2 separate regions of the Homo sapiens genome follow, and region 2 is linked to region 1. Evidence: read pairs that join two places in POLR2A ChIA-PET (ENCODE). Cell type or tissue: Panc1. All regions are shown on one strand. Each heading gives the region's core, and the rest is flanking DNA. Links, peaks and the distances in the headings are about the cores only. Region 1 holds the start of LOC124901791 (a long non-coding RNA gene). Region 2 has its middle 240 kb from the start of LINC00244.

Region 1 (8,736 bases), core at 477-8,476:
AATTTATGAGTCACTGTTGAGGTGTGCTTCTTGTGTATTACGTTGGCTGCCATGGTATCCTATTGATATACTCTACCTGATCTTTTTCTTTAAATATGGGAGTTTATTACATGTATACTTCTTAACTAATGGATGTTTGGTTGTAACATTGATCCATATTTGATGTTGCTGTGGTCTTCATGTTTGTGTGCCTCTCAAAATAATAATATGTTGAATTTGAATCCCCAGTGTGTTGTTGAGAGGTGGGGCCTTGGGAGGTGAGGAGGTCATGAGGGTGGAGCCCTATGAATGGGATTAGTGCCCTTTTAGAGAACGAGCTTATTTATTCCTCTTGAGCTTCTGCCACGTGATGGCACATAGAAGGTGCCATCTATGAGGAATAGGCTCTCACCAGACACCTAATCTTCTGGCACCTTGATTTTGGACCTCCCAGCCTCCAGAACAGTGAGCAATGAAGTCATGTTGTTTATAAATTGCCCGGTCTCAGGTATTTTGTTACTGCAGCCCAAGACATATGTCAGGCTTTGGATATTTATTGGTTCTTTTGTTTCATAGTCTGTTATATTATTTTGTTGTGTGTTTTGCTTTGGTGTGTTCTTTATGCTTATAGATTTGTTTTTATTTCTGGAAAGTTTTTTTGAATTATATCTTGAAATATTTTTATGCCCTGTTATTTTAGTTCTCCTCAGGGATGTTAATGTATGTATGTCAAGAGATTTCTTTTGTCTAGCTTTCAAATCTAACATTCTGTCCCTGTCTTTTTCTCTTTATGCAGTAGTTCTATTTCATTTTCACTTCTCCATGTCTGTCACTGTGTTCACAGATGTGTCTCATCTCCTTTGTGCTGTTTCTGATATGACTTCTGGTCTGTGGTGATTTTGTGTTCTGCTCATTTCTGGAATGCCTCCAGCTCCTGATCCATTCTGACGGGGGTCTTACTTTGTGTTCGTAACCACTAACTTCATGTGCCACTTCCTTCCCCCGCCTCACTTATAGCAAAACTCTACAAAATGCTTTTCTATCCTTGTCTGACCTTCCTCTTCTCCCATTTTCTTTTTAGCTCACTCCAACCAGCCATTTAGCCTTCCACCATTCCATGGAAATTTCTCCTCCTCAAGCCACCAAAGGTCTGGAAATTGTCAAGTCCGGGGGTAGATTCTCAGTTCTCACCTGACTCCACTTATCAGTGGCTTTCACTAAGATGCTCACAGCCTCCTTCTTAAAAGACACGTCCAGGTGGCCTCCAGGATATCCATCTCTCTTTGTTCTCAACCTACTTCACTGGTTCTTCCTTCTCAATTTCCTTTGATGGTTCATCTTTTGGCCCCTAAAATTTTCTTGTCCTGGGGCTTCCTTTGGTCCATTTCTCTTCTCTGTGTACCTTCATTCTCTTAGTGATTTCATTTGACCTGGGAGCTATATTATAATACTATATGCTAAAAATTATGCAGAATCACACGTTGAGCCCATATGTCTACCCTGAAGTCTAGAGTTACATTATCTGAATGCCTTACCTCATCATTTGTTTGTTTTTGGACATTGCAAACTTGGTAGATCAGAGGGCTGATCTCTATCCCTTCCCTGCCCTCCTCCTTTTGATGTCTTTCCTACTTGGAAAGTGAACCCAAACCACTGGAAGAATGCAGTTCTTGAAACAGTGACCACTCCTGGGCTGTTCCTGGAAAATAAGGTGTTGCCCTGGGACTGCCATTGGTCAAAGGGTCCTGGAAGTGGCAGTGATGGACCACAGCTATTGGAACAATGCAAATCTATTCCTTCAACTATTCAGGTCCAAACTCAGACTCATCCACAACTTCAGTCTTTCATATCTCACATCCAATCTGTCTGCAATTCTTGTCAACTCTACCTGCAAAGTATACCCAGAACTTAACCACTTGTAATCATTTCTAACACCACAATTGGGTCCAACCCATTCATACAAAATGAAGCAAACATGGGTCTGATATTTCTGTGATTAAAGTCTGTGCAGATTTGATTGCATGTGCATCATTTCTGCTGCCTTTTCTTCATGGTGTCTTGCTTTCTTGTGCACTTTTTGTTTTTGAGTCTGAGCTCACATTTATTGGAATTTTATCTATGGGGATTTTCTGAGGCCTGGTTTGAAGTTAAGTTCTTGTGGAGAGGATTTTCATTTGCTTCTTCAAATGCCTGGGTTACTACTAAGCCCAATTCACCAAGAACAAAAATGTTGGCTTGAGATTTTATGGACCACTGGATAATACAAATTTGAAAGACAAACTTGCATGGGGACTGCTTTTAGTTTTGAAAACTCACAAGAGATATTTTCACCTCTTCTACTCAAGATGGAAAATGCCAAGTCTCCTGAGAGGTATTTTTCCTAAATGCTTCATCTGAAGTCCTTTAATAAGGGCAATGAAAGTTCATGGAGAGAGTTCCTCTAAACACCTCAGGCTGCCTTGAGCACTGTCCTCTTTCCTCCAATCCTGAGAGGCGATGGGAACCAAAGGTCAAGTCCACCTGGTTTATCAAGTCCGGAATTAGCTTCTGTCTTATTCTTTCTTCTCTATTAGGCCTGATGAACCAAGAGGTCACTAGCTGATGCCCCCATCCCTGACCCCTCTGGCACTTGCCTGGGACACTCCTACCCTCATTCTTCTGCTGGCTCAGTAGAGCAATTTTTTAAGGGCTGCTGCTCACTTTTTTGGGCATGATCCTGGCACCATCTCTGGCTCCTGTAACCCTGTCTGCTCTTCTATTTCTAATTCTGCGGTAGTACTGTCTCTTAAGTGAGTTCTGTCTTCTGATTCAGTCCCCCTCTATACTGCCATTTGTAAGAAGAACATCACGCTTCACAAGGAGATCCTGAGTTGTGGCATGGAACAGCTTGAACTTTGGTTTTCAGTGGCTGGCGATGACCTGAGCCCTGTGCTGAGAGAAGCTGCTTAATCACAATGGGTTTGTAATGTGGTGCTTCGTAATCTCACATGGCGCTCCAACAAGGGCCCAATGGAGTTTCTTCTGTGGTGACTTATATATACTCACGGAATTTATACTCAGAAAACAGAATGAGTGTCTGAAGAATATCCCATGACACTCACAGAAACAGCAAACCTCCACTGACAATCCTTTCAGATAGAAACCAAAAAAGCAATCACATGTGTCATACCCTTGGAATTCTGTGCCATGTTCACCTCACAGTGGCCTGTTCTTTTCCAGAGCTTTGAAGGGTAGTTGAAGAAAGAAAACATTGGTCATGGTTTTAAAAAGAGACAAAGCAAAAAAACTAGAAAAGAAAAGAAGGCACTATACTAAAAAATGCCAGGTACATTGTGAAATTGTGCATGTTTTACAGTTGCCTTCTATGATTTATATTCTGTGGCACACATTTCTGTTGTTGGTCAGCCTTGAAAGATGGCTCTGTTTAGACAACTATGTAGAGATGACTGGCACTTGGAGTTGCTTCAGTATGAGCCCTTGAAAATGAGTATGCAGAAGGCTTGTTATTATTATTTTTAAGCTGACTTCTGAGACATATTCCTATGGAGCCTGAAGTTTTGTGGTACGTAGATGAGGAAATGAATGGCTGTGTCAGGCTCTTACCACCTTCTCTTCCTCCTCTTCCAAGCTGGTGCACCTTGTCATTCAGCTGGGCCACACAAGCCCTGGCAGTGAAACTCCAGGGTTAAAAAAAGGGAAGGGTCACTTCTCAAAGATTGCAGGCAGGACCAGTGCTCAGTAAGTTCATGAAGTGGTCTGATTTTCTTTGGTACCCTTCACCTCCTCTCTTTTTCTCTTGTTCTATGGTCTGGCTACATCTTCTAATTTCTAAGGATGTACCAGCTACCTTTGCCATGTGTCTCACCAATGTTTTCCTAATATTACAAATGAGTAGCTAAGCCTATCAGAATTTCTATATAGATACAGGAAGTTTGAGCTGAGCTTCTCCTTTCTTTGACTCTGATGGTAAAATAGGACAAGAAGTACCTATTTGCAAGTACCAGGTAAAACAGGAGGATTCCAAGAAATGAATGGCTCATAAACTGAATATTCAATAGGATTTTGCTACCGCACAAGGTTGCATAACCTATTGAAAGTATGAAGGAAAGAGAAATGCCTTGGTTTCAACTTGGCCATTCTCCCCTTTGCCAACTTATTAAAAATGGAGCTCAACATTAGTTACTGAACACATAACTATTATGCCTGTAATTTCTCCTTCTGAAAAATAATTGTGTTGAAAATATAAAGATTCATTACAGTCATAACCTCTATTTAGTTAGTTGGAGTGGATTAGTAATCTATAACTACGTAACAAATTACCACAAACTTAGTGGCCTGAAAGAACAACATTTGTTATCTCATAGTTTTTATGGATCAGGAGTCAGGCATGGCTCAACCAGGTCCTCTGTTTCTGGGTCTCACAAGTCTGTAGACAAGGTGTCATCCAGGGCTGTGGTCTCATCTGAGACTTGACTGGGGAAGGATCTGCATCCAAGCTCACTCACATGGCTGTTGGCAGAATTCAGTTTCTCACTGGCTGTTGGCCAGAGGCCATCCTCAGCTCTTTTCCAGGAGGGCTGCTCCAACATGGCGGCTTGCTTCATGAAAGCATGCTGGACAAGAAGTCAAGAGAGAGAGTGCCACAGAGATGGAAGTGACAGTCTTTTGTCACCTCATCACAGAAGTGACATCTCATCAATTTTGTCTTATTTTCCTTGTTAAAGGCAAGTCATTAGATGCAGATCACACTTAAAATAAGGGGATATCACAGAGAAGTGAAGAGAAGGGAGCTTGGGTTACTGAAGACCATCTTGGAAAGATGCCTGCCACAGCAAGGTCTGCCTGCGTTTCACCCCAGTTTCTTGTTCTTTAGCAGTTTTCATCTGGTCCTGGCAAGGCAGGGCAGCCTGCTCCTCGATTCCTTGGAACCCTTTCATGACAAAAGACAGTCTGGGCTTTTCCTTCCTGCCTCCCTCAGTCTGGGAGTGGGTTGGGAGGCAGCAAGAAGCTAAGGAAGTGTGAGTCCAGCAGCCCCACTGCCTCAAAGCAAGCCTAGGAATGCCTCGTCACCATCAGAACAGATTCTCAGTGTTTGAGACAAACGCTACAGCCTTGGCACAGGGCTGGGGATTTTATGTACCCCAGTAATCCCCATAAAGTACTGTGTCTTTAATTACACAACCCACAGAAACTCTTAAAGTGGATGATTAAATAGGAGATAATTAATGACTTTCCATGGAAACCTGCTCATTTGCCAGTGGAAATCATTGGCTAGAGAGCTGCCTGAGTGTTCATGCCAGCTAGAGAGTCTGTGTCCTAATCTTCCAAAAGGCTGGGAACCTCCTGCTTCTGAAGCCCCTGGCATCTTACCCCTGCTGCACCCAGGTTGAGCACCACTGTGTGGCTCCATGGGCTGGTCTCCCCTGGGAAAGCCTGCGAGGCCTCTGGGGCTCCAGGCTGACGTTGTCACTGCTCCACTAACAGCCCAGTGGGAGGGGGATGCATTGTTGCCGCGGTACACACCAGCAAGCAGAGGCCAGAATGCGGGGCTTGCCAGGGAATTGCCTGGTTCCCCACAAACCAGAAAATCCTTGAGCAAACTTTTCACTGATAATGGCTTCGCTTTAGACTTTGGGATTGAGCCTTCAACTGTGAAAAGCTTAGCCTACTTCTCAACCAGTGGAAACAATTGTGTATGTGTGTGCGTGTGTGTGTATCAGACAGTGAGAGAGAGAGAGAGAGATTCAGAGATAGAGAGAGATGGAAGAGGTAGAGAGAGATAGAGATGGAGAGACAGAATCAGAGACAAAGACAGAAAGAGGCAGACATAGAAAGGCATAGAGACAGAGAGAGCAGAGACAGAAAGAGACAGAGTCAGAGAGAGAAAAAGGCAAAGACGCAGAGACAGAGATAAAGAGAAAAACAGAGAGAGATGCAGAGACAGAGAAGGAGATGGGGAGGAGAGGAGAAGAAGAGAAAAGAGAAGAGCAAGTGAGAATACGAAAGAAGATGGTTGTTACCAACCTGTGGTGTTTTATCCCAGCATTATCACTGACACTGATAGAGGGTGAGCCAATGTTCCTGAAAACGCCCCAGGGTGGTGCAGCCCCTCCTGTGAGTAGCTGGCTACAGTTGGTGTTGCTCCAAATTAAAGGGCAATTGTGACACAATTGAATGTATCACTGTTACAATGAAAGACAAATGCACCAAGAATCAGAAGCAAAGGTGTCTGCATATGATTCTTCTGGAGAACAGCCTATTTTTTTACTCATAGCTATTGTCCTAAATGGGGACTTTTAGTACATGGAAGTCAAGAAACAGTAAAGGTTTCACACAAGTGTGACAAATCAACGCATTACACTCAGATAGACGTTTGCCCACTGGTTCAATAACATAACTTCCTAGGCTGTTACTCCTTATTACTTTGTGGTTGATCAGCGGAGTTGCTGATTTGCAGACTTAAGTTGTGATGACATTTTTCATGCAGCTTCTGCTGAGTTTTTGCTCAGAATCTTAATTCCGCCTTACAGGAGTCATGTTACTACAATAAACTGAAATGCCCTTCCCTGCAGTTAAACCTGTCCGCACCATTGGGCCTCTCGTGCTTCCTGCACAGCCTGTGTCCTGTGGGTTCGCTTGGTCATTGTTGCCTTCTCGTAGGAGGAGTGAATGATTTGGCCTCAGCACCATCCACTACGTTGGAAGCTGGAAAGGAATCTGCCTTTCCTCTTGCCTCAAGCCCCCCAGGTCCTGAGCATTTGACCCTTTCTACAAGCAGAGGAAAGCCGTGCACAGAGCAGCTTCTGCAAAAACCCGTTGTGCTTTTCCTCCATGTTCACTAATCACAGCTTGGCCTACTGCAATTCAGGATGAGGCCTGATCATAGGGGCTGCCAGGTAGCTTCTAGGCAGCACCCATGGTGTGGGTCCAGGGGAAGGGGAGGGGAAGCTGGTCTTCAAATGGAAGTGAGATCTGAGTCTAGTTATCCCCAGTCACCCAGAGTGTCTTGAGCACTAGTTATGTGCAAGGCATGAAGCTTTGTGGCCAGAGAAAAGAAGTCTCTGCCCTCAAGCAGATTTTAGAAATGGAGGAAATCCTATGTAATGGGAAGGTGCTATTCATTATTATGCCTGGGGCAGGCTCTTCTCTGGAACTAGCACAGGGCCAGTGTCCCCAGCCAGGTGCACAAGCCTGCCAGGACTGCCGCAATCAAGTCCTGCAGATTGCAGGACTTGGACAACTGAAATTCCTTCTCTCACCATCCTGGAGGCCAAAAGTCCCAGATCAGGGTGTCAGCAGGGTTGGTTTCTCCTGAGGCCGCTCTCCTGGGCCGGCAGATGGCCGTCTTCTCCTGGTGTCCTCTCTAATGTGTCTCTGTTCTCATCTCCTCTTCTTAGAAGGACACCAGTCATATTGGATTGAGGCCACCCTAATGAGCTCATTTCACCTTAATAACCTTTTTAACGTCCTCATCTCCAGGTACAGTCACATTCTGTGGTACTGGGATTCAGGACTCCAGCATATGAATCCGGGGATAGGGTGGGATAAAATTGTGCCAAAATGCCAGGCTTTTTTTAAGATGAGGAGGTTTTTACAGGCAGGGAAAAAGAAGTAATGTTTGTGGAGCAACAGATAACAGGAGCAGAGGCAGCATGGTGGGCTGTACACAGTGTGCACAAGCGGCTGCCCCGTCCAGAGCCCGAAGCCCACTCCAGCAGAACAGGAACCTTACTGCAGCCTCTGATAAAGAAAGGTTTTCTTTTGCAACCAAATCATCTTTCAGAGGAAAGCCTTAATAAATAGGTTCAGCATAGTTTGATACCCATTTATAAGAAGATACTAAAACAAAAATTAAAGGTAAAACATTTATTATATCAACATATAATCTGTTTGTAATTTAGACTAATGACAGTCTTGAAACCTGTCATTTTTAGGCCAAAGTCAATACCAACATTAAAGAGGGGAACATGATCAATCCAGGTGTTTCCTTTAGCAGGACGATCTCAGCAGGGAGGGCCCCGCATTTCAAAGTTGTTTAGAGGATGCCTAAACCATGGGATTTGTGTCCAGTGCAGAGACCCAGTTGATAAGAACCCTACGAGTCAAATCCTTGCTTCCATGAACTCAGCTGCCTTCTGCCTGTGCTGGAACTCCCTTGCATCTTATTCTTCTCTGAGCCCTAAAAGTCTCTCATTTTAAAAGCATGTGTGTGCTAACAGCTAAGAGCTGTGAGAGATTACATGGCTCTGAAATGTACAAAAAAAGGCATGTATTTTCGCAGGCCACAGGCCAGTCCCCGGGGAGTAGAAGTGGTCAGTGTGGCCGTGGCCCCAACCCTATTCTTCCTAGCAGTGTCTTCTCCCCATTCTAACCTTCAGAATTGTTTTATAAGCATGGTTGCTTTGTATACCATGGGTGCGTATATGTTGTGTGTGCTGTGTATTTGTTCTATGCACATACCACACAGCCATCTGTGCACACGCATCATTACACACACAGTGTGTGTGGTGTCATCTATGCTGTGTGTGCATGTGTGTCTATGAATTCCAGGTTATCTCGGCCTCGTTTCTCCAGCAGTTGAGATGACGGAGATTAAAATGTCAAAGCTCTGAGCTGACGAGTGGGTTCTCACAGTGCATATCACCTGTCTGTTTTGACAGTCTTTGGCTGTTAAGAGTGATTAATGGAAGGCATCACAGAAATGAATGTGTCTCAATTCTGTCCCATTCTTTGCAGCTAATAGCCCCAGTATATGAA
Region 2 (8,736 bases), core at 221-8,220, 78 kb before region 1:
GGTTATGGGTGGTCAACGCTACTGGACGGGGTCTGGGGAGGGCTCTATTGTTTTCAAAACCTTCTACTGTTAGTAGTTTTGAGATGAAGAACCACATCAAAACTTCTCCCTACCCTGTCTTCTATGTTTTCTTCCTTCAGCCCTGGAGTTTGGATTATGAAATACAAGAGGACATTTTCAGGTAATCCACGATTTCCTAGGCCTCAGAATCTTGCGGTTGGTAGCAGTATGTGCTTTGTTACAGTTTAGACACCTGAATCAGGATAGGGTTTTAGGACTTACAGGACACCATAGCTCAGCACAAATGTGCTCATTACTGAATATGTTTATTCGATCTCAAGAAAAGGGTAGGATAAAATAACAGGCATGAAAGCACTTTGAACAATGGAAAGTTCTAAATGAATGTATATTAGGGACCCTTAACGCTTAACCAGCAATTGGATGCAAAATGTCATGGGACTGTCCACGCAGGCGTTTGTCTGGAGAGTGGGCTTAGAGCTTTCATCAGATTCTCAAAGCCGTCTGTAACGAATGAATAAGTAACTAACGAACTAACTCAATAAATTGCTGCAAATCACAGATAATATGGCTTTGCTATTGTTTTGCTGGTTAGAAGCACTGTCGATTTTGTGAAAATTCAAATGCGGTTTGATGATTTTTTTCTTATTTTGCTGATGAGCTGGAGGCAAAACTAGGATTTGAATCTGGTTTCCCAGCTCTCTGTCCAGGCTATTATTGTGACAAGCCCTCCTCTCTGACCCTGGAGGGATGGGCTGCAGAACGGACTATGGGATCCTGTGTTGCTTCATGTGGTTCACTTCCCTGTTCATGTCCTTGTCCTGATTCCCACCAGGGACTGTGACTGTGGGATCCTGTGTTGCTTCATGCGGTTCCCTTCCCTGTTCATGTCCTTGTCCTGATTCCCACCAGGGACTGTGACTGTGGGATCCTGTGTTGCTTCATGTGGTTCCCTTCCCTGTTCATGTCCTTGTCCTGATTCCCACCAGGAACTGTGGGCACAGTCATGATCTCACACTGTCATCCTATTGTTTTCTCTGCAGCATTCAGTTTTACAGATGCCCCCCAGCTTACAGTGGGGCCCCATCCCAATATGCCAATTGCACTGAAAATACCAAAAGTCGAAACTGCATTTAATACACCTAACTTACAGGACACCATAGCTCAGCACAAGTGTGCTCAGGCACTTACATTAGCCTACAGTGGGGAAAAAGCAGCTAACACAAGTCCTTTTTTATAGTAAGAGTATGATACTGCATATCCGTAGCCCAGGAAAAGATCACCATGCAAAACTGGAATGATGGTGTCTACTGAATTGCTATTGCTTTCACCCCATTGTAAGGTTGAAAAATGAAAAAATTGTTAGTGGAGCCATCCTAAGTCAGGGACCATCAGGAGGACTTCCCTCAGCAGCTGCATCAGACTCAGCTCCCCTCGTTATCATGAGCTGTGGACAGAAATGCAATAACTCCATTGTAAAAAGGCTGTGGGACGCTGGAGATGCTGGAGGCCCCAGACCCCAAGCTTGCAGCAGGATGTGGGTGGTGGTGGAAATGCTGAGAGGACGAGAGATGCGCTCTGTGGCTCTGGGCAGAGCATGCACCCTGCAGCACTGTGCTGGCTGTCACAGTCCCTGGGGTGGGGAGGGGACAGTGGGGCCCAGCAGGACCATGTCCCGAGCAGGAATAGGTCCCAGAAGCCATTGGAGGCAACACCTGCAAATATGACAGAGACATCCAGGCAAGTCAGAGACATCTTGGAAGGGATTCAGGTTTAGCAGGTGGGGTAAGAACCGTGACGTGTGGGTTACACATTCTTTCGCGGATGCATGCCTGCATTTATTCCTGGCTCCTTGTGTTCATTTATTCACGGGATGATTAGTAAGTGCTTTTCCATTCGTCTTGCTTTCCTGCTGCACCCGGTCCTGAGGCCCCTCCACCTCCCTGCCCTTGTACCGTTTCCCTCTCTCTCCCATCCAAACCTGCTCTGAGCCAGGAATCAGAACTTTGGCCTGGCGTAGGTATTTAATACAAAGGACAGGTGCTCAGGTTCCAGACTGAATATACTCACTTTCCTCCTCTAACCTGGACAGGAAAAAGCAGGAGAGGATGCATTCTTGCTTCGAGGGGCCCTGAAACCATCACTTGGTGGGACACACGGCAGGGACTCCAAGGCGGGGATGGGGGACCTTGGATTCCAGGGAAAGGGAAGAGATGAGTCAGAAGAGAACCTGCCAGGAGGAAGATGCGAGACCCTGGATTTCACAAGAAGAGCTGCTGATTACACTTGATTGCGTGAAATTTATTTTGCCTTTTTAGTCTTGTGAGCTTGGAGAGAACGCCAAGGCTCCCCAGCCTCTCTGGTGGATTTGATCTTGCAATCTTCATTGTGAGATGAGACGCTCTAGAGGCGACTGGGCTGGGTTTTCCACTTCTTACCACAAAACAGGTATTGTTTATTGAGTGCTTACCCTGCGTTAGGCACTGCACCAAATGATTTGCAGAAATCATCTCATTCAGTGCCACCTTGAGCCACAAAGTCAACACCTTCCTCCCTGGTTCTTAGCATACACTGCTTTATTTTAGAGGGGTGTGCCTGTGTGTGTGTGCGTGTGTGTGTGTGTGTGTGTAGTATATGTGTCTCCTATTCCCCCTATTTGGTAGGTTTCTTAAGGATGAAGTCTGGTCTCCTTAATCACCTCTTTAAACTTCAATGGCCAGCAAAGACTCTTCCATATCGTAGGCCTCGAAAGCATTGCATATGTGGAATTAGGAAGAAAATCCGGAAGGGATGTCTGCAGATACAGAGCGAGAACGGCAGAATTGGTCTCGGTGGGGGTGCCCTGGTCCATAGGCCTGCAAGCCAGCCCTTTATTTTTTATGTGCCCTTGGTTTTGTGGGCTTAAGCCACCTTCTTGATGCTGTTCTTTCATTTAATAGAATGGCTCAAAGGTGAGCATTTTCTTTCAGAAATTGTGTATAAACCCTGCATGTTGAACTGGAATTGGAGGTATTAGTATGAACTCATAGTTTTAATATACTTAGGTAGGTCACCAGCTTGCTGGGGGAGCAGATACAGGTGAGTGTTCCTGTGTTTGTGTTTCTTACGTAGATTCCTGGCTTTGCTAAGAGGACCTGGAAGCTCAGACACCCTAAAGCAATGAGCATGCCACGTGCCCAGGCTTTGGTTTCTGAATCCCATTCTGCAATGAAAGGACAGAGCATTCTTTGGAGAAAAGGTTGATTTAAGGGCTGGGCTGGGCCAGGGAATGAGATGAGCCTGCAATAGGAAGTGCTCGAAGCATGGTGGGGATGCGTCAAAAAGATGCCACCGCCAGTTTGAATGACCTGTTGATGACAATTTGTTGTTGTAGATATCAAAATTGGAAAAATATACTATCACAATTTTTTAACAGTATCCTTGGGTTATAAGATTGATACACACAATAAACTCCACCCCTTAAAAGTGTACAATTTGCTGGGCATGGTGACTCACACCTGTAATCCTAGCACTTTGGGAGGCCAAGGTGGGTGGATCACTTCATGCCTGGAGTTCCAGACAGGGACCAACATGGTGAAACCCCATCTCTACTAAAAAAAATACAAAAATTAGCCGAGCGTGGTGGCAAGCACTTGTAATCCCAGCTACTTGGGATGCTGAGGCAGGAGAATCGCTTGAACCTGGGAGGCAGAGGTTGCAGTGAGTTGAGATCGCACCACTGCACTCCAGCCTGGGTGACAGAGCAAGACTCTGTCTCAAAAAAAAAAAAAAGTGTACAAGTTGACAAATGTAACATCTGTATATACCTGTGAAGCCGTCATCACAATGAAGACAATGGACACAGCCCCCGAACCTTCTTTATGCTGCTCTGTAAGGCCTGGTCCCTGCTCTTACCCCGACCATCCTGATCAGCTTCCTGTCACTAGAGATTCATTTACAATTTCTAGACATTTATGTAAATGGAAATATAAGGTGTATACATTCACTTTTTCTGACTTCTTTGCACAGCATAATTATTTTGAGATATTACTATACATATCAACAATTCATTCTTCTATTGCTAGTAGGATTCTACTGTATTATTATAATATAGCACAATTTGTTATTCCAGTCACCTGTTGGTGGGCATTTGGGCTGTTTACAGTTGTGGCTATTACAAATAAAGATGCTGTAAGCTATCATGGATAATTCTTTGTGTGGACATATGCTTTCAATTCTCTTGGGGAATACTTACGAATGGAATGGCTGGGTCATAAAATGGGTTGTAAAATGGGTGCATGTTTAACTTTTTAAAGAAACTGCCTGTTTCTAAAAGTACCGTAATAAAGTTAAAATGAGGTCTTAATTTCATATTCTTTTTTTTTTTTTTTTTTTTTGAGACAGTCTCACTCAGTCGCCCAGACTGGAGTGCAGCGGTGTGATCTCAGCTCACTGCAAGCTCTGCCTCCCGGGTTCAAGCCATTCTCCTACCTCAGCCTCCCGAGTAGCTGGGCCTACAGGCGCCCACCACCATGCCCAGCTAATTTTTTGTATTTTTAGTAGAGATGGGGTTTCACCGTGTTAGCCAGGATGGTCTCGATCTCCTGACCTTGCGATCTGCCCGTTTCGGCCTCCCAAAATGCTGGGATTACAGGCATGAGCCACTGCACCCGGCCCTTAATTTCATATTCTAAACAGAAGGTGGGAGAGTTCCAAGGGCATTGTGTCATTGCCAGTGCTTGGTATGACCAATGTCTCAGTTTCACACGGGCCATTCTTATAGGTGTCTAATCGCATTATGGTTTAAATTTGCATGTTTATAATGACTAATGATGTTGAGGATCTTTTTCAGGTGCTTATCTGCCACCTGTCTATCACTTTGATGAAGTGTTCATTCATACTTTTTATTAGATTGTTCTGTTATTATTGAGTTTTGAAAGTTCTGGATACTTTTTTTTAAAATCAGATATTATTTTCAATTTTTTTCCAGCCTGTGGCTTATATTTGCATTCTCCTAACAGTGTCTTCTGAAGAACAAGTTTTAAATGTTGAAGAAACCTAATTTATCAGTACATATGTTTACAAATTGTGCTTTTACAGAGTTGTTTGGCTATTTGAGATCCTTTGTATTCCATGTGAGTTGGAGAATCAGCTTTTTAAATTTCTTCAAAAAAAGAAAGCCAGCTAGGCTTTTGATTGGGAGTACATTGAGTCTGTAGATCACTTTGGGGAGAACCATTATCTCAACAATACTAAGTGTTCTGATCCATGAACATCTTGTAGCTGTCTATTTAATTCTGCTATTTTTTTTCTCTGCATGTTTTGTGGTTCTCAAGGTACAGTTTTTACACATTTCTCAAATTTATTTCTAAGAATTTCACTTTATATTTTGATCTATGGTAGGTGGTCTTACGTTTTTAACTTCAAATTCTGATTGTTTGTTGTTGGAATAGAGAAATACAAATGCTTTATGTATGTTGTATTAGCTTGCTAAGGCTTCTATAACAAAATACCACACAGGCTGAGTGGCTTAAACATTAGACGTTTATTTTCTCACCTCCCAGTTCTGGAGAAATCCAAGATTAAGATGACCTCAGGGTTGATTTCTTCTGAGCTCTTTCTTATTTTAGCTTAATTATCTCATTAAAGTTTTTATTTTTATATATGGTTACGTTCTGAGGTACTGAGATTAGGACTTCAACATATACATTTTAGGCTGACGCAATTCACTCCAAAACAATATCCGTCTCATATTCTGCAATCTCACTCAATTCACTTCCAGTAGTATCTTTATAGATTCCACAGGATTTCCTAGATAGATGGTCATGTCATCTCATAAGAAATGCTACTTAACTCCCAATTTTCCAACAGGATGTTAATTTATTTTTTTCTTTTCTTTCTTTCTTTTTTTTTTCTTATTGCACTGGCTAGAACCTCAAATGCAATGTTGAATAGAGGGATGAGAGCAGACATCCTTGTCTTGTTTCTGAATTTAGATGGAAATCACTCAGTCTCTTACCATTAGGTATGGGTCAGCTTTATCATTTTCATAAATGTCTTTTATCAGGCCGAGGAGATTCTTTTTCCTAGTTTGATGAGATTTTTAAAAATTATGAATGGATGTTGGATTTTGCCAAATGCCTTTTCTGCAAGACTATCGTATGGTTTGGTGTTTAGTGTGTTAATAAGTTGAATTACATGGATTGATTTTGAGTGCCAAAACAACTTTGCCTTCCTGAGATAAATTCCACTTGATTATTATGTTCATGAGGGATATTGACTGTGAGTTTTTAAATGTTATGTCTTTGATTGTAGTGTGAGAATAATGATGACTGAATTGAATGAGTTAAGAAGTATGTCCTTCTCTTCAATTTCCTGGAAGAGTTTGTATAGAGCTGTTATTGGTTTTCCTTAGATATTTGAGGAACTCAGATGTGAAGCCTTCTGGGCCTGAAGGTTTCATTGTGAAAAGTTTTTCAACTATGAATTGAATTTCTTTGATAAATTTTGGGGTATTCAATTTACCTGTTTCTTATTTAGTAAAATCTGATAGTGTCCTTCAAGAAATTTACCATTTCATCTAAGTTGTCCAATTTCTTGGTGCAAAGTTATTTATGATATTCTCTTATTGTACTTTTCATATCTGTAGGATCTCTAATGATGTCACATTTCTCATTCCTGATATTGGTGATTTGCATCTTCCTCCTCTCTCACTTCTAAAAATCAGTCTTTTATAAGTTACTGATGTTACTAATTTTCTCAAGGTATCATTTTTGGTTTCATTGATTTTCTCTATTATATTTCTATTTTCTACTTGTATTATTTTCCACTTTGATTTTTATTATTATTATTTCGGTTTCTGTTGGCTCTTTTTTTCTCTAGTTTCTTAAGAAGCTAAGATCATTGACTTGAGACCTGTCTATTTTTGAGTATAGATATTTTGTGCTATAAATTTCCCTATAAGTACTGCTTCAGTGGCATCCCATACTTTTTTTTAACATATTGAATTGTGTGTGTGTGCATTTTAGAGACAGCATCTTTCCCTATCGCCCAGGCTGGAGTGTAATGGTGTGATGATAGCTCATTGCAGCCTTGACTTGCTCAAGCAATCATCTTGCCTCAGTCTCAAGCCTACTCAAGCGATCCTCCTACTTCGGCCTCCTGAGTAGCTGGGACTACAGGTGCATGCTACCACATTGGCTAATTTTAAATTTTTTTGTAGAGACAGGGTCTCACTATGTTGCCCAGGCTGGTCTTGAACTCCTGGCTTCAAGCTATTCTCTTGACTTGGCCTCTCAATGCACTGGGATTAGAAGCATGAGCCACCACACCTGGCCAACATGTTGAATTTTTATTTTTTTTCAGTTCAAAATATTTTCTAATTCCTCTTTTGCTCTCTTTGCTGAAGATAAGTTTTTAAAAAAAATTTTTTTAGAGATGTTATTTAGTTCCTAAATATTTTAAGATTTTCCAAATATCTTTGTTATTAATTTCTAATTTCATTTTATTGTTATCAGAGAACATTGTGGTATGACTTGAATGCTTTTATAGTTATTTAGACTTGTTTTATAGCCCATAATGTAGTTTGTCTTGGAAAATGTTCCAAGTACTCTTGAAAACAATGTGTATTTTGCTGTTTTTAGATGGAGTTTTCAATAGAGATCCATTAAGTCATGTTGGTTGATAGTGTTGTTGAAATCTTTTATATCTTACCGACTTTCTGCTTACTTGAATTCTCGAGAGAGGGGTGTTGACATTTGGATCTATAAGTATGGGTTTTCTGTATCTCCTTTTTCTATTAGATTTTGCTTTATGTCTTTTGAGGTTCTGTTAATACATCCATAAACACTTAAAATTTCTGTGTCCTCTTAATGAATTCTTCTTTTATTATTTGGAAATGGCCATGTTTATCTCTGTATAACGGGCATTGTTTTACAGAGTCCCCATGGTTTCTGCCTCCTGGAGTTCATGCCCTGTGTGACGTTGCCATGACGGGGGCAGTACCTGTGACTTGGTTCTAACCAAAAGACTACAGCAAAGGTGACCACATGTGCATAATTATAAGTAAATAATACGTAATTTTGTTTCATAATTAAAGTGCCCCTCTTGCTTGCATCTCTCTTGCACTTCCTTTCTGACTGTGGAGGCAGGAAGCCATGCTTGGGAAGTCCTCATGACCAGACACCCAGCGAGGCATGCTGGACCCCGACCTGCAGAAATTGTGAGACAGCAAAAGTGTGATGCTAAGTGTGTGGCGATACTGTTACATAGCAATAGAAAGCTAGTAGACCTTATAATAGTCTTTGCTCTGAAATCTATTTTGTCTGATAGCTTTATTTTGATTAGCAATAGCATGGGAGATGTCTTTTTTTTTTAAATAAAAGTAGGTTCGTTATAAGTAAGATACATTTGGTCTTTCTTATTTTCTTTCAGTCAGACAATCTCTGCCTTTTACTTGGGAATGGTTAAAGTCTTTATATGTATTTTTTGTTTTTTATTGTCATATACATGACATAAAATTAATCACTTTTACCATTGAAGTGTACAGTTTAGTGGCATTAAGTATGTTCATAATGATGTGTAACCACTACCACTATCAATTTTCAGAATTTTTCTAATAATCTCGAATGGAAACTCTGTACCCAATAAACAATAACTCCCAATTCTACCCTCTCTCATTCCATCACACATAACCCCAGCCCGTGGTAACCACCATTCTACTTGCCTCATACAAATGAG

The links. Peaks named below come from ENCODE experiments on the same cell type or tissue, not always from the same donor. Only the 100,000 strongest peaks of a DNase experiment are listed, where the experiment ranks them.
Region 2: POLR2A ChIA-PET joins it to region 1 with 11 read pairs; 2 of 35 experiments call an interaction of 5 or more read pairs at or near these places.

Annotation. Positions count from the first base shown.
Region 1 is chr7:156,220,820-156,229,555 of GRCh38, reverse strand. LOC124901791 (a long non-coding RNA gene) reads right to left here and starts at 6,085. Exons shown (of 4, transcript XR_007060617.1): 1 at 6,004-6,085. In Panc1, for the core only: no CTCF peak of the experiment used is centred there; no DNase peak of the experiment used is centred there.
Region 2 is chr7:156,298,655-156,307,390 of GRCh38, reverse strand. No RefSeq gene overlaps it. Among named protein-coding and RNA genes, the nearest start is that of LINC00244, 240 kb to the left of the region's middle. In Panc1, for the core only: no CTCF peak of the experiment used is centred there; no DNase peak of the experiment used is centred there.